Regions from separate parts of the Homo sapiens genome. Here regions 1 and 2 are each linked to region 3. A link is a contact called in ENCODE Hi-C or POLR2A ChIA-PET data. All regions are on one chromosome and are shown on one strand. The core of a region is the stretch at or near the end of the contact, and the rest is flanking DNA. Distances in the headings are between cores, read along the strand shown. Region 1 has its middle 76 kb from the start of MIR4522. Region 2 has its middle 24 kb from the start of MIR4522. Region 3 overlaps KSR1 (kinase suppressor of ras 1).

Region 1 (4,637 bases), core at 170-2,669, 380 kb after region 3:
CACATGCCTTATATTCCCTGCTACTCGGGAGGCTGAGGCAGGAGAATCGCTTGAACTCAGGAGGTGGAGATTGCAGTGAGCTGAGATCATGCCACTGCACTTCAGCCTGGGCAATAAAGTGACACTCTGTTTCCAAAAAAAAAAAAAAAAAAAAGAGAGCCTACATTTGTACAACCCTGCCTCACTTATCTCATGCTAATCCCAGCCCCATAAAACTTTTCCTGCAAAAACACGCAGCTGGCCTATGGGCTGTAGTTAGCCAATTGGACTTTTTGAAATATTGCATTACAATATTATTACTCTTGATTACTGAGTTTTCTGGAGTCCTTTTAACCCATATCACCCTGGCCCTGACCTTGCCTAGGTTCTGTGTGTGACTCAAAGAAACAATATCCATAAAACATTTTGGGGATAAAAGGAAGAGATGATATAAGGCAATATTGGGGAATACTGTTAATGTTTAGGTGATAATGACATTGTGACTGTGCAGATGTCCTTACTTTTTTGGAGATGATGTCAGCAAAAAATATAGATCATATATATAAATGAAACAAATGGGCCAGGCGCAGTGGCTCACGCCTGTAACCCCAGCACTTTGGGAGGCTGAGGTGGGTGGATCATTTGAGGCCAGGGGTTTGAGACCAGCTTAGCCAACATGGAGAAACCCTGTCTCTATTAAAAAATTACAAAAATTAGCAGGGTTGTGGTGGTGCATGCCCATGATCTCAGCTATTCGGGAGGCTCGAGGCACAAGAATCACTTGAACCTGGGATGCAGAGGTTGTAGTGAGCCAAGAAACAAGAAGCAAAATTTTAATAATAATTGAATTTTGTTCCTGGGTATATATAGGTGTTCATTGTACTATTCTTCGTAAGTTTCCATGTGTTTAAAATTTTTCATGTTAAAACACTTTTAGAAACACTTATACAAGCCAAACTTTATATAATAGACTTCAGACCATCTAGAAGAGGCTAATTTGTTACTACATAGCTGGACGGTAAGGATGGAGGTACCTCATTTGCCCTAAAACTAGCCCTAACCCGATCCTACTCCTTCCAATGCCTGCTGCCTCAGACGTAGCCTGTCCTTGCTCCAGGCCCAGGAGGAGCTAGGGGTAAGGGCACAATCAAGTTTCAATTTAGCTACTCAGAATCCAAATTAATAAATATCATTTCAGGCACTTCTGCTTTGTCTGCCTTTTTCCTGATACTTTCTCAGAGATGCCCAATGTAAAACAAGCCAGCCTCACATCAGACCTAGAGGAAAGGAAAATGTGATCTTTTTTATCACACAGAGCAGAGACTGTCGCAAATGGGCCTCAGGTGACGCAGTAGCTGTTGCTGCCCGTTTTACTTGCTGCAGCTCCTGGGGCCTCATCTCAGACCTACTGAATCTGAAACTCTGGGGTGCGGCCTAGCAATCTGTGTTTTAACAAGTCCTCTGGGCGATTCTGATGCACACTAAAGTCTGAAAACCACAGATGCAAAGAGACACAGAAATGTGTATGAATAGGCTTGTTTCATTTGGTCCTTCCATTTTATCAGTATGTAGCCTGTGTTTCATTATACCTGTGGTGGATATGCTAAAAAGCATTCTACAATGACACTCTCATGTGCATAATTCTGAGAGAGAGCTTCCATTAGAGTGTGCTCAAGAACCTGCAGGAAAGCGTTTCAGAAAAGTGCCAGTGTCACTTTAAGGAGCCACTCTGAGGGGAGATAAACCCAAGGATCATGGGCTGTTGCCAAATCTGTGGTGTCTTCTAACCTTGTGTGTCTTTTTGAGCTTGGTCATGTTTTGCAGAGAGCCATGGAGACCTGTAGTGTAGGTGTCTTATAGACATTTTCAAGTTTTTATGAGGCTTAATAAAAACTTGAAAATGCCTGCAACTATTTTATAGTTGTTTTAATTTATAAAAGCTTCCCAGCTGATGTTACATGCAGCCTGGACACTGCTCTAGTGTCCCTGACAAGTGAATATCTTTGATAAAAGTGTAAAGGAATTAGTAGAGTACCTTTGATAAAGTGCAAAGGACTCTTTGCTTCTTTCTGTTTCACACACATACATAGACACACACACACACACATATTTGATATGTATACATATAGAAGAAACAGAAAGAAACAAAGAGAGCTCAGTGAGGACATTGGGAGCAGGCTTTTGGATGGGATGGTGTGCTTCATCCAATGGAGCCCCCAGTTGGGCCCTGCTTCTACTTCCAGCTCCAAGCACTCCACACAGGGAGGCCTGAAGCAGCCACTGGCTCCCCTCCACCTCCTAGACCAAAGCAGCCTCCATCTGGCCTCAAAACATGGAGCTGTTGCTGCCCCCAGCCACAGCTGGCCCAGTTGCACTCATGCCACCCATTTGGCCTTCACATGATTGAGGCAGAAGATAAACACAGATGGGGCAGGTGAGCAGCAGGAAGTGTGCTGAATTTCCATCGAGGCAGGAAGTGCCCGTGCTGCACTATTTGAAGACAGTTTATCTAAAAACAATAAAAAAAATTCTTCTCCACTGGATCTGGATCCCCCTCTGGTGGAGATGGTTCTCCCCAACTGGGAGCCTGGGCGTTTTCATGAGTGGGCCACTTTCTTCAGGTGCAGGAGGCTGCAGGCTCCTCAAAGGGCGCATCTCCAAGGTGGGTCAGAAAATGCCACCTTCTAAAATAAAAATGAAAATGAATCACGTGCTTAAACTATGCTAAATGATGACTTGTAATCATGCTTCTGGGGTTTCTCTAGTATCAGCAAGGGGACTAAAATGTGACATAAATTGCAATTCAGGGATTGTGGTAGGCCTGAGTTAATGCACACCTGTTGTGGTGGACATTTGTCAATGTTTGTGGCAGCCTAGCATCTATGCCTTCCCTCTATCTGGGGGAAATTCCCACTGCGTCAGTCACAGCAAGCTACGCCTCCCTCTAGGGAAGTAGGAAGGTCTAGAGACTAACCTCTTCCCCAACACGCTTTTAGTTAGCACAAAGGCAAATGAAGGGCTGGCCAATCAGATGCTGTCACCCTAGACTTTATATTTGGAATAAATGTGTGGTGTGAGGCAAAGATGAATGGAAAGTTAGAATCCATGTGCACTGGAAGGATTTGGCCAAGGCATCCTGGTAGGATTGTTCCTGCTCAAAGATGATTATCTTGTATTCTGCTTCTTGGGCCTCTGTATCTTTTTTTTTTTTTTTTTTTTTTGCCCATATAGTTACCTTTCTGTGTGTACATGTGTGCATGTGCGTGAAGGCAAATTTAAAATATACAGTACATTTTTATTAGTCATAGTCACTATACTGTACACCCTGTCCCTATCTTCATTTTTATAATCTGTTTGTTGCTTCTTATAAATTCAAAGTGGCCTTGTAATCTCTTTTCTGTTTACAATAATCAGAGTTGTTTTCTGCTGCTTGCAACCAATAATTGACTATATACACATGTTTGGAAGGCATAGTATAATGCTGATTTTCAGGTGCTATAGGGATACCAAGATGAATACAGTCTGGAATGCACTATACACAGTGCATGAGAATACAGGCTCCATAGTGAGACAGGCTTGAGTTCAAGTCTTGTCTCTGCCACTCACTAGCTGGGTGACCTTTCACCTGTTCCTTTATCATGACTGAGTTTCATTTCCTCATCTGTAAAAGAGAACTACTAAATTTAAAAATTAACTGTGAGGGGCTGGGTGCGGTGACTCATGCCTGTAATCCCAGCACTTTGGGAAGCTGAGGTGGGCAGATTGCTGGAGTCCAGGAATTTGAGACCAGCCAGGGCAACATGGCAAAACCCCATCTCTACAAAAAATTAGCCAGATGTGGTGGTGTGCACCTGTAGTCCTAGCTACCTGGAAGTCCGAGGTGGGAGGATCACCTGAGCCTGGGAGTTCCAGGAGGCAGTGAGCTGAGATCACACCACTGCACTCCAGCCTGGGTGACAGAGTGAGACCCTGTCTCAAAAAACAAAAAAAATTAGCTGGGTATGATGGCTCAGGCCTACAGTCCTGCTTGGGTGGGGTGTGGGTTGAGGCCGGATGATCACTTGAGCCCAGGAGTTTGAGGCTGCAATGTGCTGTGATTGTGGCAATGCCCTCCAGCCTAGGTGACAGAATGAGACTGTCTCTAAAAACAAACCAAAAAGCAAAAATAAATTAAAAATAAACAGGGACACTACTCACATGATTGTTATAAGGATTAATGAGATGACAGTTGTAAAGGGCTCAGCACAGTGCCTGGTTTGGATAAGTACATGAAAAGTGTTGGCTCTGATGATGATGATAATGATTTTCTTTTTCTCTTTGATGATGATTCTTAACTGCAAGGAATTTATGATCTTGTAGGTCTGGCTCACATTCACTAGTTCTTCTCAAACTTCTATGGTAGAAATCCAGGGACAAGTGATGCTGTAACAAAAGGCAATCACTACATGGGGTCTAGAAATGGAGAGCCAAAGCATAAGACCATTTGTCAGTCATTCAACCAGTGAGACCCACAGATATGTATTCAGATATTTACTGAGCTCTTATTATATGCCACGGCCTTACTAAGCATGATTTTAATGGATCTAATGGTGGGAGAAAAAAGCTATGTCTAGAAGAAACATGCACTCTTTAAGAAAGCAAGGTTAATTTTCCAGCCT
Region 2 (4,260 bases), core at 879-3,378, 330 kb after region 3:
AGGCCGGGTGTGGGGGCTCAACCCTGTAATCCCAGCACTTTGGGAGGCCCATGCCTGTAATCCCAGCTCTTTGGGAGGCCAAGGCTGGTGGATCACCTGAGGTCAGGAGTTCAAGACCAGCCTGGCTAACATGGCGAAACTCCATCTTTACTAAAAATACAAAAATTAGCCAGGCATGGTGGCACTTGCCTGTAATCCCAGCTACTTGGGAGGCTGAGGTAAAAGAATCACTTGTACCTGGGAGGTGGCAATTGTAATGAACCAAGATTGCACCACTACACTCCAGCCTGGGTGACAGAGTAAGACTCTGTCTCAAAATAAAATAAAATATAGCAGAGCAAGACTTTTAATGCACAACCCCTTCATTTTAAATGAACATCTTATTTAAAATAAAACAAACACAAACCAAAGACCTTCAAATGAATGATCTCTCTAGTAGTTTGCGTGTATTTTCTTACTTTTTGGCATTTAAATAAATTTCTTTTGCTTTATTTTTAAGTACGTAGGCTTAAGTTTGTCTCTCATCACCACAGTGGAATCTGAGAATTGCTATTTGTAATGTTTAACAAGTAAGAACAATGCATGCTGTTCTGTAGAGGGTAGGGTAGGTGAAGCTGGATACCTATAAAATTTTGAGTATTAAGAAAAGTGCTCTGGGCCAGATGCAGTGGCTTACCCCTGTAATCCCAGCATTTGGGAGACCAAGGTGGGTGGATCACCTGAGGTCAGGAGTTCGAGACCAGCCTGGCCAACATGACAAAACCCCATCTCTACTAAAAATACAAAAATTAGCTGGGCGTGGTGGCACATGCCTGTAATTCCAGCTATTCGGGAGGCTGAGGTAGGAGAATCGCTTGAACCTGGGAGGCGGAGGTTGCAATGAGCTGAGATCTTGCCACTGCACTCCAGACTGAGCAACACAGTGAGATTCTGCCTCAAAAAAAAAAAAAATGTTCTGGACTCACCCCCAGAGACCCTCCAGTTACTATGCCTAGGGTGCAGCTCAGCAATCTGTGTTTTTACAACCACGTCAAGTGATTCTGCTATCCCACGTTTTGAGAAGTACAATAAACACAGTCCTTTCTACTTGGTTGCTGGCTTAAAGATGATGTGGACAACTGGGATAAGGTTTCAGGCCACAAATAGAATGGTTAGAATTTGAGAGGACTCAAGAGAGCCTTAACCATAACTGAGGAAAGTGAAGAATTTGTCAGAAGTGATACGTTTCACAAGCTTTGCTCTTAAATAACTGCGTTAGAACTGTAACTGCCACATCGTAGCTTTGAAATGTAATTGGGAACATTTCTCATCATTTAAAAAAAACTTCTTGAATCTTAAAAATTAAAGAAGTTTTCCCAACCTGGTTTTAAAAGCTGCATATTTGAAATTAAAAATATTTATTTATTTATTGTGTTAGTCCATTTTCACGCTGCTGATAAACATATACCCAAGACTGGGAAGAAAAAGAGGTTTAATTGGACTTACAGTTCCATATGGCTGGGGAGGGCTCAGAATTATGGTGGGAGGTGAAAGGCACTTCTTACAGGGTGGCAGCAAGAGAAAATAAGGAAGAAGCAAAAGTGGAAGCCCCTGATAAACCCATCAGATCTCACGAGACTTAATCACTATTACGAGAATAGCTTGGGAAAGACCGCCCCCATGATTTAATTACCTCCCCCTGGGTCCCTCCCACAACATGTGAGAATTCTGGGAGATACAATTCAAGTTGAGATTTGGGTGGGGACACAGCCAAACCATATTATTTATTTATTTATTTACTGGAGATGGAGTCTCACTCTGTCACCCAGGCTGGAGTCCAGTGGTATGATTGCAGCTCACTGCAACCTCTGCCTCCCGGGTTCAGGTGATTCTCCTCCCTCAGCCTCCTGAGTAGCTGAGATTACAGGCTCATGCCACCAAGCCTGGCTAATTTTCGTATTTTTAGTAGAGACAGTTTCACCATGTTGGTCAGGCTGGTTTTGAACTCCTGGCCTCAGGTGATGTGCCCACCTCGGCCTTCCAAAGTGCTGGGATTACAGTCGTGAGCCACCACACCCGGCGTCCTCCAGGAGTTTTCAAACAGAAACTTAGGAGGGAGAATCAGCACGTCACTGTTGGTGGCCTCCTTGGATGTGAGGCTCAGGTGCTGCCAGGAAGCAGGGCTGTTGTCTCAGAGCACAAAGTCAACATGCAGAAGGAGCAAGACTGAGGGCAAAATGCTTATAGAAATATTTCTCTACAGAGTCGAGTGGCTGTGAAATAGGAAGCAGTTACTCCAATCACCAAAAGTTTAAACACACAAAGTCAAACTGTGCATGAGCTTTCCTTTCCCAGTGCTAGAGAAAATTCCAGGGACAGGGCTTGATCTGAGAGGTTTATCAGGATTTCCAGAAAGAGGTGTAAATGGAGGGTGGAGTCTCCATAACAGAGGAGCAAATTCAAGCATGCATGCAATCAATCCAAGTGGCAAGTGGGAGATCAGCGATGCTGGGAAGTTTGCTTGTTTGTGTTTTCAATGAATGTTTATTGAGCACCTATTATGTCCCTGAAACTGTTCTAGGTGTTGGCAATGCAGCAGCTATGGAGGCAGATGAGGTCTCTGCAGTCATGAAGCTTTCATTGTACTGGAGGGAGACAGGGAATGAACAAACAAACAAGAAACAGACTCATGGGAATTCTAGATGGAGATGTATTCTGTGAAAAAAAATAAAACACAATGATATGCTAGAAAGTGGCTTCAGCAGAGAGCATGCCCTCTAGACTGATAGATCAGGAAAGGCTTAGCAATAGAAGGTAGCATTTCAGGTGAGACAAGGTGGAGCCCAGGCAGCCAGCCCAGCTTCTCCAAAGTCTCTGAGGCAGAAGGAGCTCAGGGTGTTTGAGAAAGAGGAAGTCATATGGATGGAGCGAAAAAAGCAAGGAGAGCAGTAGCAGGTAGCAGGTAATGTCAGAGAGGAAGGCAGGGGCTAGATCACACAAGGCAGTACAGACTAGGATAAGAGATTTGACTTGTGCTAAGGATGGCAGGAAGACATTGGGAGATATCTCTATCTCTATCTCTATATAGTGAAAGCAAGTTTATTAAGAAAGTAAAGGAATAAAGAATGACTATCCATAGGCAGAGCAGCCAACAATGGGATATTAAGAGGAGGTTTCCATTGTTCAAAGTTCCTTCCAGCTACCAAGCTGAGAATGGAGAGGATGACAAGAATGGCAGCAGGGAGACCAGGTTGTTAAGAGACTGTCATTGTAAATCCTGTTGGAGACTAGCAGACAAGTAAAGATTGGGATATGCATGATGTCAGGAGTGAAAAAAAAAACAAAAACAGATTTTGGACAAGAATTTAAACGTGTAGACTAAGAACAAAGCAAGATCACATGACACAGAGGACAGTAAGCCAGCTTAAAACAAAACCTGGACAGCCCAGGAAGCTCGAGGTGCTTGAGCAACACTGCTGCCCTCAATGCCCTGAGGTCCACTTGAGGACCTGCTGCTGGCGTGGGGAACCGCACCTCCATTTTTTGTCGTGTGTTGATCCACCTGGGCATGAAAACAATGAGGCTTGCGCCTGATATTTCAGACTTTTTACAGGCAACAGCTCCTTCAGCATATTTTAGAACCACCTCTCCCCTAGCACTCAGATCAGCACTGCCCTCCAAAGACACCTGTTCTCTGGTGTAGGCAGATGTTCCTGTTCCCTTGGCAACAACTCTTATGTAAATGGATTGTCCAGAACTGACTCTTCCAGAGCCCCTCTTGCACCACCCCCCAACTGTCCCTCACTCCCCCATACATATCATGAACAATCCAGACCCAGGTTAAAGCCAAGATGGCTAGAGCAGTATTATTTTAAATCTCCCTAATTAATCTTCTCTAGCATGTTAAAATATTAAGAGCCTATTAGCAAAATTGACTTGGATAATCTAAGCTCTAAATAAGTACTTAACCAACAATACCCCTAATCTGGGCTTTCTATTGAATTTCTTAGTGTTTTCTCCAATTTTAAAAAACACAGAGATAAACCAAGTAATGAGAAATAAAATGTGCTGTGATAACCTCTAGGCTAGATGTGAGTACTAAAACTGAGTGCTCACTCACCTAGGTGTCAATCCTCAGAGACACATTCTCTCTTCCCACCCATATTCACTCTTCCCATTCTCCCCAGTTTCTGGGCCAACACTAATAGAAGGATAATAAATGGATAGTTTTAGAGTATTTGGAATTAGGTTACTAGCATTAGTTTACCTGCTCTTCTAGTC
Region 3 (4,008 bases), core at 84-2,583:
AGAGGAGGTGAGTCACACACACAGAACGGCCAACGCAGGAGGGAGGAGCGGAATTGCAGGTACCGGCTTGGGAGGCAGGGACTTGTTACTGGGCTGGGACAGCCCTACCCCAGATGGACCTGGCAAGGACAGGCCAAACCATGCAGGAAGGAGGAAAAGAGCTGGGAGAAAATGGGCCCTGGCAGGAGTCTGCAGGACTAAAGGGGCTTGCACTGGAGGATTGGGCATTCCAAGACCCCGTCTCCGGTCACCAGCACTCTGTGAAATGCATGTGAGCCCAGAAGGGCAAAATACAATGGGAGAGAAACAGTGATTCTGAAAAGTTTAACAGTGTTATGTACGGAAGAATGGCCTCCTCCCCCTGAGCCCCACCTGTACCTCCAGAGTGTCTCAACCTTACCACTCCCTACCCACATTTTTTTCTCTCTCTCTCATAGGTGACTGAAAAGGATACACTGGGGTTCTGGAAGCTGACAGCATGTTCCAACCTCAATTCTGCCACATAACTAGGCTCTGGGACCTTAGGGAGTTGGCTAACCTCTCCAGCTGTCTCACTGTCAAATGGGGGTGTAAATACAGTCATGTGCCACAGAATGTTGTTTTGGTCAACAAGGGACCACATACATGACGGTGGCCCTAATTATAATGGAGTGGGAAAATTCCTCTTGCCTAGTGATGTGGTAGCTGTGGTAACAGGGCAGCACCATGCATTCCTCACGTGTCTGTGGTGACGCTGGCGGGAAATAATCCACGGAACTACAAGCTGTATAAAAGGATGGCACGCACGATTATGCACGGTAGCATCTTACTTGATAATGAGAATAAACAACTGTATTACTGGTTTATGTATTTACTATATTGTACTTTTAATCATTTTTAAAATTTTTTTTATTTATATATTTATTTTTTGAGACAGAGTCCTGCTCTGTTGTCCAGGCTGGAATGCAATGGCACAATCTCAGCTCACTGCAACCTCTGCTTCCTGGGTTCAAGCGATTCTCCTGCCTCAGCCTCCCAAATAGCTGGGATTACAGGCACCCAGCCCACCACCATGCCTGGCTAATTTTTGTATTTTTAGTAGAGACGGGGTTTCACTATGTTGGCCAGGCTGGTCTTGAACTCCTGATCTCAGGTGATCCGCCCACCTTGGCCTCCCAAAGTGCTGGGATTACAGGCGTGAGCCACCACATCCAGTCTTTTAATCATGATTTTAGAGTATACTTGTTCTACTTACCAAAAAAAAAAAAAAAAAAAAAAAGTTATCTGTAAACTAGCCTCAGGCAGGTCCTTCAGGAGGTATCCAGAAGGTGGCACTGTTATCACAGGAGATGCCAGCTCCATGTATGTCACTGCCCCGAAGACCTTCCGGTGGGACAAGATGTGGAGGTGGAAGACAGTGATATTGATGATCCTGAGGCTGCACAGGCCTAGGCTAGCGTGTGTGTCTTAGTTAACAAAAAAGTTTAAAAAGTAAAAGAAAAAATAAGGATTTTAAAAATAGAAAAAAGCTTATAAAAATTCAAAAAAAAAGTTTTTGTACAGCTATACAATATGTTTGTTTTGGGCTAAGTGTTATTACAAAAGAGTCCAAGTTAAAAAAAATGTTTAAAGATTATAATGTAAAAAAGTTGTAAGCTAAGGTTAATTTATTATTGAGGAGAATATTTTAAAATAAATTTAGTATAGCCTAAGTGTTTAGTGTTTATAAAGTCTACAATAGTGTACAGGAATTCTTCCAGAGCAGCTTCCAGTCCCCTACAAATAAAGAACAATTGACTGATTGACTGATTTAGAGACAGAGTCTTGCTCTGTCACCCAGGCTGGAGTGCAGTGGTGCAATCTCAGCTCACTGCAACCTCCACATCCTGGGTTCAAGCGATTCTCATGCCTCAGCCTCCTGAGTAGCTGGGACTACAGGTATGTGCCACCACACTTGGCTAATTTTGTATTTTTAGTAGAGATGGGGTTTCACCATGTTGGCCAGGCTGGTCTTGAACTCTTGGCCTCAAGTGATCCGCCTACCTCGGCCTCCCAAAATGCTGGAATTACAGGCATAAGCCACTGTGCCCAGCCCTATTTTTAATATTTTATGCTGTATATTTACTGTAGCTTTTCTGTGTTCAGATGTTTAGATACACAAATATTTAGCATTGTGCTACAATTGCCTACAATATTCAGTACAGTCACATGCTGCATAGGTTTGCAGTCTAGAAACAACAGGCTACACCACACAGCCGAGGCGTGTGGAGGACTATACCATCTGGGTTTACGTAAGTGCGCTCTATGATGCTCACGTAACAATGAAATCACGGAATCTCTCTCTCAGAACATTTCCCCGTTGTGAAGCAGCACGTGACTATAATCTTTTCCCAGGTTTACCCCTGAAGTTCAAGTGCAATGCCCCTGCACAGCACAGAGCAGGGGACGATAGGAGGCGTGCCTTCTCCAGCTGAACCACCGGGCCAGCCGGGCGGGCAGTGGGGGTTGGGGGGAGGGTTGACCCATTGGTGCTGCCACGACCAAAGAGACAGGATCTTGGAGAGAGTGAGGCCTCTGTGCAGGGGACGATGAAGGCCCAATCTGGGGACATCAGGGAAAGCAGCAAGGGTCTGGCTGATTGTGCAAAAAGAACTTTTTCTGTGACTGCCGTGTTCCAAACACACCCTTTGCTTTTACAAAAACCCAAACTGGGAGGTTTAGCAAAAGGCACAGTTTCAGAGCATAATAAAGACAGAGCAGAATGGGAGAGGAGGTTAATCAAATGGGCCATCACTCAATGCAGGGAGGGGAGGGGTGTGCTCAGGACAACGCGTGAATGTCAGGAGATATCCAGCCACGTGCGTGCTGAGGTGAAGGCAAAGAGAGAGATTCCTACAAGATCTCCGTCTCCACCGTCCCCAAAAGAAGTCCCAGGAGAAGCTCCCTGGCCTCCTGCTGGCTGGGTATGGCTCCAGCTGGGGATCTCCTGGCACAGGGAGAGCTGTGCCTGTCCTCATGGACCTGGAGCTCCAGAGGCCAGAGACAGGGGCCTGACCTGGACTCTATGGGCTGGAGACGGCCTGTGGCTGGGTCCAGAGCAAACAGGAGTGTCACAGTCACCTTCCTTCCTCTGGGACTGCGAACTGTAATAAACTGAAGGCTGAGACTGACTCTGAGGAGCTGCCAGGGAGGCCGAGGCAGCAGCTCAGTCCCAAAATGGGCAGGTGGGCTTCACTCTGCTGCTTGGAGAGGCAGACACCCCCAGGCCAGCAGCTGAGGGCAGGAGAGGCTGGAATCCTGACCTCTCCCCACAGACACCAGGCAGTGGGCTGGGGTGGAGCTGGAGGTCAGCTCTGGCTCAGGTCTACTCTGCTTTAAACTCCTGTGGGACTCAGTGTCTTCATCCACACAATGGGAACAACCTAATTCCAACTTTACATGGTCACCTATCTTATAAAGGGAACGAGAGGTCTCCTTGAAGGAGCTTACCCAGATCACGAGTGGGAAGCAGCAGGACCCCAGATTCCCTCCCTGAGGCCTTCTAGCTCCCTGTGTTGCTGGCCATGCCTCCTGGGAGCTCAGAAGCCAGTCCCGAGAAAGTGAGCACTGCCCAGGAGAGGCCACCCCATGAAGAGGAGGGCAGTGCGAGGATTATGTTATGTCAGACAGACTTGGGTTTGATCTCCATTCTGCCACTTACAGGCTGTACAACTCATGGCAAGCCCCTCCCTCTCTCTGAACCTCAGTATTCCCATCTGTAAAACAACAGCATCAACCTCAGAGCTATTGTGCTTGGGGCGCCGGACAAGTACTTCATAAACATCAGCTCTTAGCTGTGGCCATGTCTGACCTTGAATCTGCCGAACTTGGGTCTGCTGAGAAGGGGATCTGACTGTATCCCTTAGAACCCAGAAAAGCCTGGAGATGTGGTACCTGGGAAGTTGAACCTGCTGTCCCGCTGGCCAGGTGAGGGGTTGGGGGGCGTGGTGGCGCTGGATGGGTTGGATGATGTCGGGAAGGGCGCCGGTG

What was found. Hi-C counts contacts between places; a loop is a spot of excess contacts on that map. ChIA-PET counts read pairs that join two places held with the same protein, here RNA polymerase II (POLR2A). Pooled maps may share reads with other maps.
Region 1: a map of Jurkat shows a loop between it and region 3 (3-fold over the local background). The contact joins two enhancer-like sites. A Hi-C loop is called at or near these places in 2 of 168 maps with a recorded cell type or tissue (Jurkat and mammary epithelial cell) and 1 of 50 pooled maps. POLR2A ChIA-PET finds 5 or more read pairs at or near these places in 2 of 52 experiments (A549 and activated CD4-positive, alpha-beta T cell).
Region 2: a map of Jurkat shows a loop between it and region 3 (2.5-fold over the local background). The contact joins two enhancer-like sites. A Hi-C loop is called at or near these places in 1 of 168 maps with a recorded cell type or tissue (Jurkat). POLR2A ChIA-PET finds 5 or more read pairs at or near these places in 1 of 52 experiments (common myeloid progenitor, CD34-positive).

Annotation. Positions count from the first base shown.
Region 1 is chr17:27,216,018-27,220,654 of GRCh38, reverse strand. No RefSeq gene overlaps it. Among named protein-coding and RNA genes, the nearest start is that of MIR4522, 76 kb to the left of the region's middle. RefSeq lists enhancers at 1,487-1,536, 2,625-2,974. Within about 2 kb of position 1,419, at least 4 of the 41 ENCODE cell types and tissues checked have a DNase peak (open chromatin) inside an H3K27ac peak, as active enhancers do.
Region 2 is chr17:27,268,044-27,272,303 of GRCh38, reverse strand. No RefSeq gene overlaps it. Among named protein-coding and RNA genes, the nearest start is that of MIR4522, 24 kb to the left of the region's middle. Within about 2 kb of position 2,128, at least 3 of the 41 ENCODE cell types and tissues checked have a DNase peak (open chromatin) inside an H3K27ac peak, as active enhancers do.
Region 3 is chr17:27,597,341-27,601,348 of GRCh38, reverse strand. KSR1 (kinase suppressor of ras 1) reads right to left here. Exons shown (of 21, transcript NM_001394583.1): 10 at 3,913-4,008. Among named protein-coding and RNA genes, the nearest start is that of LGALS9, 32 kb to the left of the region's middle. Within about 2 kb of position 1,333, at least 6 of the 41 ENCODE cell types and tissues checked have a DNase peak (open chromatin) inside an H3K27ac peak, as active enhancers do.